3 separate regions of the Homo sapiens genome follow, and regions 1 and 2 are each linked to region 3. A link is an interaction called in ENCODE POLR2A ChIA-PET data of the cell type or tissue named here. Cell type or tissue: Panc1. All regions are shown on one strand.

Region 1 (4,000 bases), 200 kb before region 3:
TGGGGGATTAGTCCCCAGGTTAGAAAGCATGAAAGAGGGCAGCAGAGAGGAACGTCTGTGGGTGAGGCTCCCTGTAGCAACTCTCCCTCATACCCAGGTTAAGCCCTGGCCAAGGGCCCTGAGCACCACTTGAGTTAAGGGAGCTGCGCAACTCTCCAAGAATGACAGGTTTTGAGTAGCACGCAATGGGAGGGTGTCATCGCCATCCGGTACTTCTTGGTGGGCAAAAACCATCCCGGTCATACTGGCCCAACTGGCACTTTGTGACTTCTGGCTGTTCCTCCAAAATAAAATAAACCATGCAAGGAAAGAGATCTGACACCTCTGAAGCCCTCCAGTCTGTCACCACAACCCACTTGAAGGCAATCTCAATCTCAAAAAGGGAGCTACAGCAAGTGGCACAGGACAAATGTGTGTGTGGGAGGGGAGCACTTTGGAGGGGATTACTTGCATGTCGTCAAACACAATCTGTTTATTCCCTTGGCGCTGGAATGTTCTAATATAGCACAGAGCATCGCTCTGAGCAAGGTGCCCCACGTGCCGAGAGAGAGAAGCTCCAAGAAGCCTGGCTAAAGACTTCCAGGAGGAAAAACTGTTGTAGGCTAGGGATAAACAAGCCCTTTTGGGACAATGAGACCCTGGAGGGGGCAACCTGGAAGCAGCCAGGTACTAAACACTTGGCAATGCATCTGGGAGGCCCCATCTGCCTCTACCCTCCCTCCCTCCAGCCCACCCACAGCTGCCTCCCAGCCCCGCAGCCGCCACATGACGACATCCCGACCTAAGCCCCTCTTCATCTGCAGCCCCTCTAAGGAGCTATTTGCAGAGGCCCCCATTTGCCGTTTAGGGGCTTTGCACGCAAGTGTTTGATTTTTAAAAAGAGAGAAAGAGAAGCCACAGCAGGTGCCTCCACTTCCATCCTGGCCCCACCCCGCCCTCCGAGGGCTCCCAGGGATCTTTGTGCCGTGTGTGTACGTGTGTGTCTGAGTGCTGGCGTCATCCCCACATCTGCTGCCCTGTGACAAGGGCCTTTGAAGCTCCACAATGACGCCATCTGCCAGGGACAGCCGGCCGGCTGGCTCCTTCAGAGCTGACCCCACGGTTACCATGGCAACCAAGGTGGTGGCACAGGGCCTTCAGAAGAACCACCAGGCTAATGATGTCAGGAGGTTCCCTGCAGCAGTGTGGCCCACAAGCCCAGGGCTTTGCCAGCCCACGCTTGAGCAGAGGTGGATGGGGCAGAAATGGAGGACAGGCTGGTGGCCAAGGACAGGAAGAGAAGGAGGAGTCATAGAGGCATTGGGTCTCTGACGAAGGAAGGGTCTTCCCCGTGGCTTCTTGGAGCCTCCTGCTCTCAGAAGGTCAGCGGCTCACTGGGGAGTTTGTCACCTGCCAAAGGGGGTGGCATGGACTTCATACGACATGTTATACTGGGCGCCTCTGCGCATAGCATTCCCTTTCCCGGGCCCTTCCTCCTCAGCTCAAGGCCCATCACAGGGTTCTATTCTTAGAGCTTCCCAAACAAAGGGGATGGCGCCCTCTTGTTTGCCTGCAGTGTCTGGCGCACATCTCCACTAGAGCCGGTCACAGCTCCCTGTGCTCACTCATCTGCCCCTCCAGCAGGGGGCTCCTTCAAGGCAGGGACTGCGTATGATTCAGCTGACCCTGGTGCCTGCTACGGGGGCCGGAACATAGTGAATTCTAGCAAATGTTAAGTGAATAAATGAAGTTGCTTCATTTCTCAGCCACTTGCCAAGTGATTTCTTTTTTCTTTTTTTTTTTGAGATGGAGTCTCACTCTATCGCCCAGACCCGAGTGCAGTGGCGTGATCTCGGCTCACTGCAACCTCTGTCTGCCAGGTTCAAGCAATTCTCCTGCCTCACCCTCCCAAGTAGCTGGGACTACAAGCATGTGCCACCATGCCCGGCTAATTTTTTGTACTTTTAGTGGAGATGGGGTTTCACAATGTTGGTCAGGCTGGTCTCAAACTCCCGACCTGGTGATCCGCCCGCCTCAGCCTCCCAAAGTGTTGGGATTACAGGCGTGAGCCACCGTGCCCGGCCGATTTCTTTTTTTTTTTCTTTTTTTTTTTGAGATAGAGTCTCGCTCTGGTACCCAGGCTGGAGTGCAGTGGCATCAGCTCAGCTCACTGCAACGTCCGCCTTCTGGGTTTCAAGGGATTCTCCGGCCTCAGCCTCCCGAGTAGCTGGGACTACAAGTGCCCACCCCCATGCTCAGCTAATTTTTGTATTTTAACTAGAGACGAGGTTTTGCCATGTTGGCCAGGCTGGTCTTGAACTCCTGACCTCAAGTGATCCCCCGCCTCGGCCTCCCAAAGTGCTGGGATTACAGGCATAAGCCACCGTGCCCGGCCATTGCCAAATGATTGTAATGCCCAGAGTCTCAGCTGCTTTCCATACAGGAGCAAACAGAAACGGGGACAGAAAAGAGCCTTCTGAACCCTACTGTGAGGCATGGCTGGAGGGGGTTTCTCTGCTATAGTCAATGTACAGACCCTAGGGCCTCTGAGGAGTGGTCTAGACCTTCATGGAGGCACCAGGGAACCTACTTGTATCTTTGTGTGTGGCTTATCGTGGGTGTGGAGTAGGAGAGCTGCAGTAAGAATCAGCACCAAGACCCACTTGGGGTGTGCTACCCTGCGGGGTCTTGGGTTAAATCATTTGCTCACAAATCCCCTGATTTTTTGGGTCCTGGGGTTTGTGCATCTCCCCTCAGGGTAGCTGTACCCATGTCCCTGCACACCAATAGCACATGTGGGTTCCCAGGGCTTCACATCTTCCCAATCTTTGTAGTAGCAGGTTTTCAATTTCTTTCTTTTTTTTTTTTGAGACGGAGTCTCACTCTGTTGCCCAGGCTGGAGTGCACTGGAGTGATCCTGGCTCACCGCAACCTCTCCCTCCCAGGTTCAAGTAATTCTCCCACCTCAGCCTCCCAAGTAGCTGGGATTACAGGCGCCCACCACCATGCCCCGCTAATTTTTGTATTTTTAGTAGTGTTTTGTCATGTTGGCTAGGCTGGTCTTGAACTCCTGACCTCAGGTGATCTGCCCGCCTCGGCCTCCCAAAGTCCTGGAATTACAGGTGTGAGCCGGGCAAGTTTTCAATTTCTGTCAGTCCAATAGGATTCAACTGGGTCTTTTAATTTTTTTATTTTTCTGAGACCGGGTCTCACTGTTGCCCAGGCTGGAGGGCAGTGGCGCCATCATGGCCCACTGCAGTGTCAACCTCCCACGCTCAAGCAATCCTCCCACCTCAGCCTCCCAACTAGCTGAAACTACAGGCATGCACCACTATGTCTAGCTAATTTTTTAACTTTTCTTTTGTAGGGAGGGGGTCTTGCTGCGGTGACCAGGCTGGTTTCAAACTCCTGGCCTCAAGTCATCCTCCTGCTTCCACCTCCCAGAGTGCTGGGATTACAGGTGTGAGCTACCACGTCTGGCCTGAATTGAGTCTTGTTTTAAATCCCATCCCTCCAATTTCTAGTGAACTTGGGCATCTTTTCACTGCCAATATCACCTCCTCTGTGAAGAGCTGGTCCTTGGCCTTGTCTGCTTTTTTGGTTGTTAACTTTTTCTTACTGATCTGTAGGAGTTCTTTACATATGAATTCTGAAGGCTACCCCTTTCCCATTTGGATGGCAAGTATCTTTTCCCAGGCTGCGTGTGAGATTTTTGCTTTATGTTATGTGCCGTTTGTTGAACAGGAGTTTCTAACTTTTATGTGGTCAAAGAGAACAGCAAAAAACTGTTCTGAGGCTCATGTAAGCACCAGACTTATGACACCCTTTGTATCTCTCTGTCTGTTTTCTGGGGATTTTTGTTTTTTAGAGAAAGGGTCTCGCTCTGTTGCCCAGGCTAGAGTGAAGTGGCACGATCATGACTCACTCTAACCTTAAAATCCTGGGCTCAAGTGATCCTCTCACCTCAGCCTCCTAAGTAGCTGGGACTACAGGTGCATATACCACCGTATCCAGCTAATTT
Region 2 (4,000 bases), 270 kb after region 3:
CCCAGCACTTTGGGAGGCCAAGGGGGGCGGATCATGAGGTCAGGAGATCGAGACCATCCTGGCTAACACAGTGAAACCCCGTCTCTACTAAAAACACAAAAAAAATTAGCCAGGCGTGGTGGCGGGTGCTTGTAGTCCCAGCTACACAGGAGGCTGAGGCAGGAGAATGGCGTGAACCTGGGAGGTGGAGCTTGCAGTGAGCCGAGATCGCGCCACTGCACTCCAGGCTGGGCAACAGAGCGAGACTCTGTCTCAAAAAAAAAAAAAAAAAAAAAAAAAAAAGATTTATTCTTTATTTGCAAAGTACAAAATTGAATGTGTGTCTCTTAACTCCACCTTATAGCTCCAATGGTAACAGCCACCATCCACTGAGGGCTTGCTGTATACACGGATCTATGCTGAGCCCTTTCCATGAATTCTCTCATTCAGTCCCCGGGACCCTGCAAGATATGTCTTTTGTGATCCTCTTTTTACTGACAAGGAAACTAAGGCTCAGAGATGTTCAATAACTTGCCTACAGTCACACAACCAGAGGCATGGGGCTTGGATTTCAATTTAACTCTGATTCCTAAGCTTGGGCTCGTTTATAATTAAAGTCCTCCATTTCAGGGGCTCTTCCCTTGAGATCCATGGAGCTCATAGCAGTGTAATAAACATCCCAGTTGTGCGCAAAAGACCGACAGACCTGCAGATGTACGCTGGGCAGAGGAGGGCCCATTGAGCTCATTCACTGCTCTAAAATGGCCAAGAACATTGCTCCATGCTTGGATTTATTTCTTGTCTATTTAGCAAAGAATGGGATGGAGGTTTAGCAAGCTGCCCCCCTCTTAGGTTTATTTCCATGTCTTTCTTCTGCTTTGCCTATTTTGTTGCACTGTTTTTCAGCACAGAAAGGCCTGTGACTGACTCACAGCATCAGTATAAATGATACTATCCTCCTTCTCAGCATAAAATGACTCTCCTAAACTAAATAACTATGTTTTGGAATCCAGGTTTAGCCCTTGCTGGCTGTGTTACCTTGGACCACGCATTTCCCTTCTCTGAACCTTGGTTCTCTAGTAAGGTCTCCCATTCCTGACATTAAGGCCCTGGTTAGGCTTAGCAGAAACCATCTAAGCCCATGAGGCCAGAAACACATGTCTACACCTGAGTTCCTGTTTCCTCCTAGCAGAAATATTTTTCTCCCCACATTCAACCAGGGAGCTGACTCTGGGCTTCCCTGCCCCTGGGAGATTTGAAGCAAGACTTTTCCTTCTTAAACCTAAGCCCCCTGAGGAGAGCAGGATTTAAAGAAGAAAGTAAAAGAAAAAAGCAGTCCTGGCCAGGCGCGGTGGCTCACGCCTGTAATCTCAGCACTTTGGGAGGCCAAGGAGGGCAGATCACCTGAGGTCAGGAGTTCACGACCAGCCTGGCCAACACGGTGAAGCCCTGTCCTTACTAAAAATACAAAAATTAGCCAGGCATGGTGGCAGGAGCCTGTAATCCCAGCTACTTGGGAGGCTGAGGCAGGAGAATCGCTTGAACCCAGGAGGCAGAGGTTGCGGTGAGCTGAGATGGTGCCACTTCACTCCAGCCTGGGCAACAAGAGGGAGAATCTGTCTCAAAAAAAAAAAAAGAGAGAAAGAAAGAGAAAGAGAAAGAAGCAGTCCTGACACCAAAAGCTGGTAGCTGGCCTCCTGCTTCCAGCCAGGCTGTGCCACGGCATCCTGAACACACACAGTTTCACAGAATAGCAATGTCAGATGAGGACACTGTGAAGGTGAGGACACAGAACAAAAAAAGACCACTCCTTAATTGTGCCCTGCAGAGACAAAAACCAAGACCCTGGGCAATGCCCTAAACAGCACGTATTCCCCTCCCGCCCAAGCTGAGCAATTGGGCTCTTTTCCCCCTGCCTCCTAGATAAAAAGTATTACTAGACTCTGAATTATCCCTGCTTCCTGACAGCAGCCCATCCAGGGCAAAACCCCACCTCTTTGACTCCTCTCCCAAATCCCCCAACGCAGCCCAAGATCTAAGAAGTCCCTCCTAACGGTTCAGGGTTTCTGCGTGTATGAGAGATGGAAGCAAGGCTGGAGTATACATTTGGCACACAGAAGGTGCTCAATCAAAATGGTTGTCATTTACATGAGGGAGCGGGACAGGAAGAGAAATCAGACAGAAAGCTCAAACAAGTTTATGTCAGGGAAGATAAAATAGTACTTATCAATAATTCAAAACCTCAGACCTACTGTTATCTAGCAGTAGCTTGAATGAACAGGGAATTAACTACTAGTGCTTCCAAAATAACAAAACAGTAAGAATAAGAATGCTGGGCCAAGCGTGGTGGCTCACAGCTGTAATTCCAGCATTTTGGGAGGTCGAGGTGGGCGAATCACTTGAGGCCAGGAGTTCGAGACCAGCCTGGCCAACAAGGTGAAACCTTGTCTCTACTAAAAATTAAAAAAAAAAAAAAATAGCCAGGCATGGTGGCACATGCCTGTGGTCCCAGGTACTCAGGAGGCTGAGGCAGGAGAATCATTTGAACCCAGGAGGTGGAGGTTACAGTGAGCCAATTTTGCACCATTGCACCATTGCCTGAGCAACAGAGCAAGACTCTGGAAAAAAAAAAAAAGAGAGAATTGCAACATCTCTTTCTCCTCTTGACCTTTATTTGAGCACTTACTGTTTGCTCTACACTTTCTGTGCCTCATCTTGAATCCTCCCAAGAACCCAGCAGGTGAAGTAATCATTTGAGGGTTTCAATAGGTACAAAATGAAAAGAACCTTGTTCTAGAATTTCCAGAAAAATGGAATAAATATGTTTTTCCCTCTTCTTCCCACTAAATACAAAAAAAAATCCTAGATATTTGATATAAAACAAATGTAAGAAGACTCTGGAAGGTGGAGAGAAGAAGGCAGACCAGCTGGAATGTTAGGACCCAACTAACAGCAGGGTGGTGGGCTCTCTGGGTTGTTCCCAAACTGAATACTAGACAAGCTAGAAACCCAGAAACGTCAATGGGTCGACTGAAGAAGCTCCAAGAAGAGCCTGCACTCTCTAACTAGAAGACCGGACAAGGGGCAGCTTGGCAAGACAGGAAATGTTTAGATAATAACCACTCTGCTCTAGCCCAGCTCCACAGAAAACACTGCCCATGCCCACGAAGGCCAAGGGGAGGGCCTGGCCTTCCACCCTGGCCAAGCTGTAGCAAGCCTCCCCTACTGCACCACCAGGGCAGTGTCGGAGAGACCCAGAAGGAAGCTGGTGGTCCTGAGGCCTCCTCCATTGTGTCAGTGGAGACTATGGGGGAGTCTGGACTCCATCCAGCCCACCCGTGGTAACAAGGTGCTCCTCGACCTCCCTACCGGGGTGGTGTCAGAGGAGACCTGAGGAGAGTCAGGACATTTACCACTACTCAGCAATGACGAGACCACCCCATATACACAGTGGCAGTGGAGGCCACATGGGAAAATGGAATTCCCACCCTGCCCAGCAGTAACAAGAAGCCCCCTGCTTCAGGCATAAACATAAGCCAAGTGGAAAACCTGGACTTCCACCCTCACTTGGCAGTAACGAGGAAGAGGCCCCTACATCCTCTACAACAACGTCAGAAAACGCCTGCTAAAACCTACAATTTAAATAAGATCCAGAGTCTTATGATACCCAAAATGTCCAAGTTTCAATCAAAAATCACTTATCAGGCCGGGCGCAGTGGCTCACACCTGTAATACCCAGCACTTTAGAAGTCAAGGCAGGTGAATCATTTGAGGTCAGGAGTTCGAGACCAGCCTGGCCAACATAGTGAAACCCCATCTCTACTAAAAAAAAAAAATTAGTCAGGCATGGTGGTGCGTGACTGTAGTCCCTCCCAGCTACTTGGGATGCCGAGGCAGGGGAATCTCTTGAACCCGGGAGGTGGAGGTTGCAACAAGCCAAGGTTGCATCACTGCACTCCAGCCTGGGAGACAAAGTGAGCCTCTGTCAAAAAAAAAAAAAAAATCAAAATCACTTATCATA
Region 3 (4,000 bases):
AAAAAAAGTTATACATTTATGTTCATGTGGATTAGAAAACACATGTAACCTGTGCGTCAAACCCATGGCCTTTGGCTATGACATAATTTCCTTTTAAAAAATAAAGTTAGGCCAGGTGCAGTGGCTCACACCTATAATCTCAGCACTTTGGGAGGCTGAGGCTGGAGGATTGCTTGATCCCAGGAGTTTGAGACCAGCCTGGGCAACACAGCAAAATCCTGTTCTCCACAAAAAGTAAAAAAAAAAAAAAAAAAAAAGTTAGCTGGGTGCCATCGGTCATGCTTGTGACTCCAGATACTTGGAAGGCTGAGGCGGGAGGATTGCTTGAGCCCACTGCACTTCAGCCTAGCAACAGAGCAAGAACCCGAGGCTGAAAAATAAACCCCAACCAAAACCACTACAGTGTTACCAGAGTGAGTGGGGGAGTCTTGCCCAGGCCCCACTGGAAGAAGTAGGGGGCAGACAGAGCAGGGCCTGAACCAGGGTTGAAGGCTGTCCTGGTCCCAACTTTCCCGTTACCTAACACCTGTCCACTCCCCACCCAGCAGCCAGAGTGAGCTTCAAAAAATGTAAATCAAATTCTGTTCCTCTGTAGTGAAAACCCCCAATGGTTTCCTGTTGCTTTTTTTTTGAGATGGAGTCTTGCTCTGTTGCCCAGGCTGAAGTGCAGTGGCATGATCTCGGCTCACAGCAACTTCCGCCTCCCAGGTTCAAGCGATTCTCCTGCCTCAGCCTCCCGAGTAGCTGGGACCACAGGCACATGCCATCAAACCCGGCTAATTTTTTTGTATTTTTAGTAAAGATGGGGTTTCACCGTGTTAGCCAGGATGGTCTCGATCTCCTGACCTCGTGATCCACCCACCTTGGCCTCCCAAAGTGCTAGGATTACAGGTGTGAGCCACCATGCCTGGCCCTGTGGCATTTAAAAAGGAAAACCTGGCCTGCCCACTGCCCCAACTTTGTTTTTTCTCCTTCCCCCTTGGCTGTGAGGCAGGAACCATGTTGGCTCATTCTCTTTCCAGATCTTCACTCAGACGGTTTGTCCTCAGCCACCTCCCCAGAGAGGCTGCCTCCCCACACCAACCACTCAATCAGAAGTTCTTCTAAGTATTCACGATCACTTCACCTTGTTTAATTTAGATGAGCAGAGCCTCTAACATTATCTAGATCTTTCTTTCTTTCTTTCTTTTTCTTTCTTTCTCTCTCTTTTTTCTTTCCCTCCTTCCCTCCCTCCCTTCCTTTCTTCCTTCCTTCTTTCCTTCCTTCCTTTCTTTCTTCCTTTTTCTTTCTTTTTCCCTCCCTCTCTCCCTCCCTCCTTTCCTTCCTTCCTTTCTTCCTTCCTTCCTTTTTCTTTCTTTTTCCCTCCCTCCCTTCCTTCCTTCTTTCCTATGTATTTTTGTTATTCTGTTAGAACAAGTACTCTTTCTTATCACTGCTGTGTCCTCAGAATAGTGCCCGGCACATAGTAGGTGTTCAATCGATTTCTGTGGCCCACACTCATGTGTAGGTGGTGCTGGGGGGCTGGGGAATGGGCTTATGCTCTGGCATCCACAACTGTGAGGTGAGCTTCTCTGAAAACAGCTGACAGATGCAGGGTTCTCCAGCTGAGCAGGCCAGGCAGCTGAAACCAAAAATGCAGACGGGATTAGTCACCCTTCGAGCCTGGTAACGCTGGCACCGAACGCACTCCCCATCCAAACACATCACAACAGTGTGGGCCCTGGTGTCTCCAGGGCCCCAGGTGGCAGCTCTGGCATTTGGGAGCTGGCAGCAGCCTGGCAGGGTGGGCACTGGGGGTGGGGGCAGTGGTGGGCGAGGAATGAGGTGGGCCAAGGGCCACAGATAGCGTTCCCTGGACTGGAGACAGGCGGTGGCAAGGGAAACTGGAGGCTTCTGAGGACAAAGCAAACCTTGAGAAAAGGAGACTTGAAGAATGAGCTCAAAGCTGTTGAAAAATAAAAATTCCACTCATAAACCAAAGCAGAACACTCGGTTGTGAAATCAATTTCCGTGACACTTGGTGTGCTTGAAAGGGGAAATTCTCTATTTTGTTTCTTTTTTGTTTTATAACAGCTTTATTGAAATATAATCACATACCATATACTTCACCCACGCAAAATGGACAATTCCATGGTTTTTCGTATATTCACAGTTGTGCAACCATCGCCACAATCAGTTTAAGAACACTTTCATCACCCCAGAAAGAAACCCCCTACCCCATCAGGAGTCACTCCTCTTCCCCTTCACCACCAGCGTAAGCAACCGATAATCCAATTATGTCTCCATAGTTTTGTCTACTCTGGACATTTTATATACATGGAATCATACAAGATGTGACCTTCTGTGACTGTTTCCTTACACCTAGCTTCATGTTCTCAAGGCCATCCATGTCATGGCATATATCAGTACTGCATTCCTTTTCAGGGCCAAATAATATTCCATCGTTGTATGAATAAACTATATTTTATTATTCATTCTTTGGTTGGTGGACATTTGGGTTGTTTCCATTTTTTTTTTGCTATTATGAAGAATGCTGCTATGAACATTTGTGAGTGTACACGTTTTTGTGTGGATGTATAATTTCATTTCTCTTGAGTATATACCTAGTATATTCCTAGGAGTGGAAATCTGTTTTCTTTTTTTTTCTTGAGACAGAGTCTCACTCTGTCACCCAGGCTGGAGTGCAATGACGTGATCTCGGCTCACTGCAACTTCTGTCTCCTGGGTTGAAGCGATTCTCCTGCCTCAGCCTCCCGAGTAGCTGGGATTACAGGCATGCGCCACCACGCCTGGCTAATTTTTGTATTTTTGGTAGAGATGGGGTTTCACCATGTTGGCCAGGGTAGTCTCAAACTCCTGACCTCAAGTGATCTGCCTGCCTTGGCCTCCCAAAGTGCTGCGATTACAGATGTGAGCCACCATGCCCGGCCACTATTTTCTTTTAAAAAGAAAAAAAAAAAAAAAGAAAACATTCCCCAAGTCAAAATACATACAGTGTGGAGTGGGTTTAAGATGTCAGTGGCAGTGGCAACAGCACAAGTGAACTTCACAAGCGTGGGAGCTGCAGCTGTGCCTGGCACATCCCGGAAGCCCAGTGAATATTTCTGAACAAATGCCCAAATGCTCACTCATTCCGTTGTCCCCAGTGAAAAGGCCCAGGGGGTAGAAATGTGACAAAAATGCTACTTGAATTTAATTGATTGTTTTGGGTTTCCTAGACAAAGATGGAGAAGCACCCCCAACCCTAGCCCCGCATGTAAGGAACTCAGTCTAGAGGGAAACGCAGACAAGTAAACCCAGCACCAGGACACAGGAAGGACAGCAGGGACTCTTTTCTGTCCTCCTCACTTTTGGCATTTCCTTCTTGAGCGAATGGCACGTCCCCTAAATTCCTGTTGTGGGCTGCCTCTTGTCTCCATGGGAGAAGCCCCAGTAGGAAGAGAAAGCACCATCTTCAGGAGGATGTTGGCCTGTACTTGGGACACACCTGTCCCTATCTTTGTGTCTGAAGTTGAGGACCTGTTGATCTCTTTTATGAAATAAAGTGTATCTTCCCTATTGCTTTTTTCTGATTGTCAACATACTTCCATTTTTTTCTTTTTTTTTCTTTTTAAGATGGAGTCTCGCTCTGTTGCCCAGGCTGGAGTGCAGTGGCGCGATCTCGGCTCACTGCAACCTCCGCCTCCAGAGTTCAAGTGATTCTCCTGCCTCAGCCTCCCGAGTAGCTGGGATTATAGGTGCATGCCAACACACCCGGCTCATTTTTGTATCCTTAATAAAGACAGGGTTTCACCATGTTGGCCAGGCTGGTCTTGAACTCCTGACCTCAGGTGATGCACCTGCCTTGGCCTCCCAAAGTGCTGGGATTACAGGCGTGAGCCACTGTGCCTGGCCACTTCCACGTATTTTCATTGTACTCCCAAGTACATCCAAACTGCATTGGGTGCCTCAGGTTCCGAGATTAACAAAGAGAGCCCCTATCCACCTGTACCTCCTAGCC

The links. Peaks named below come from ENCODE experiments on the same cell type or tissue, not always from the same donor. Only the 100,000 strongest peaks of a DNase experiment are listed, where the experiment ranks them.
Region 1: POLR2A ChIA-PET joins it to region 3 with 6 read pairs; 8 of 35 experiments call an interaction of 5 or more read pairs at or near these places.
Region 2: POLR2A ChIA-PET joins it to region 3 with 5 read pairs; 3 of 35 experiments call an interaction of 5 or more read pairs at or near these places.

What each region holds. Positions count from the first base shown.
Region 1 is chr5:172,936,845-172,940,844 of GRCh38, reverse strand. The region is part of intron 9 of ERGIC1 (endoplasmic reticulum-golgi intermediate compartment 1); the gene reads right to left. Among named protein-coding and RNA genes, the nearest start is that of RPL26L1-AS1, 21 kb to the left of the region's middle. In Panc1, no CTCF peak of the experiment used is centred here; no DNase peak of the experiment used is centred here.
Region 2 is chr5:172,469,141-172,473,140 of GRCh38, reverse strand. No RefSeq gene overlaps it. Among named protein-coding and RNA genes, the nearest start is that of SH3PXD2B, 17 kb to the right of the region's middle. In Panc1, no CTCF peak of the experiment used is centred here; no DNase peak of the experiment used is centred here.
Region 3 is chr5:172,738,654-172,742,653 of GRCh38, reverse strand. No RefSeq gene overlaps it. Among named protein-coding and RNA genes, the nearest start is that of DUSP1, 31 kb to the left of the region's middle. In Panc1, no CTCF peak of the experiment used is centred here; a DNase peak (open chromatin) is centred at 1,628; H3K27ac peaks cover 837 bases.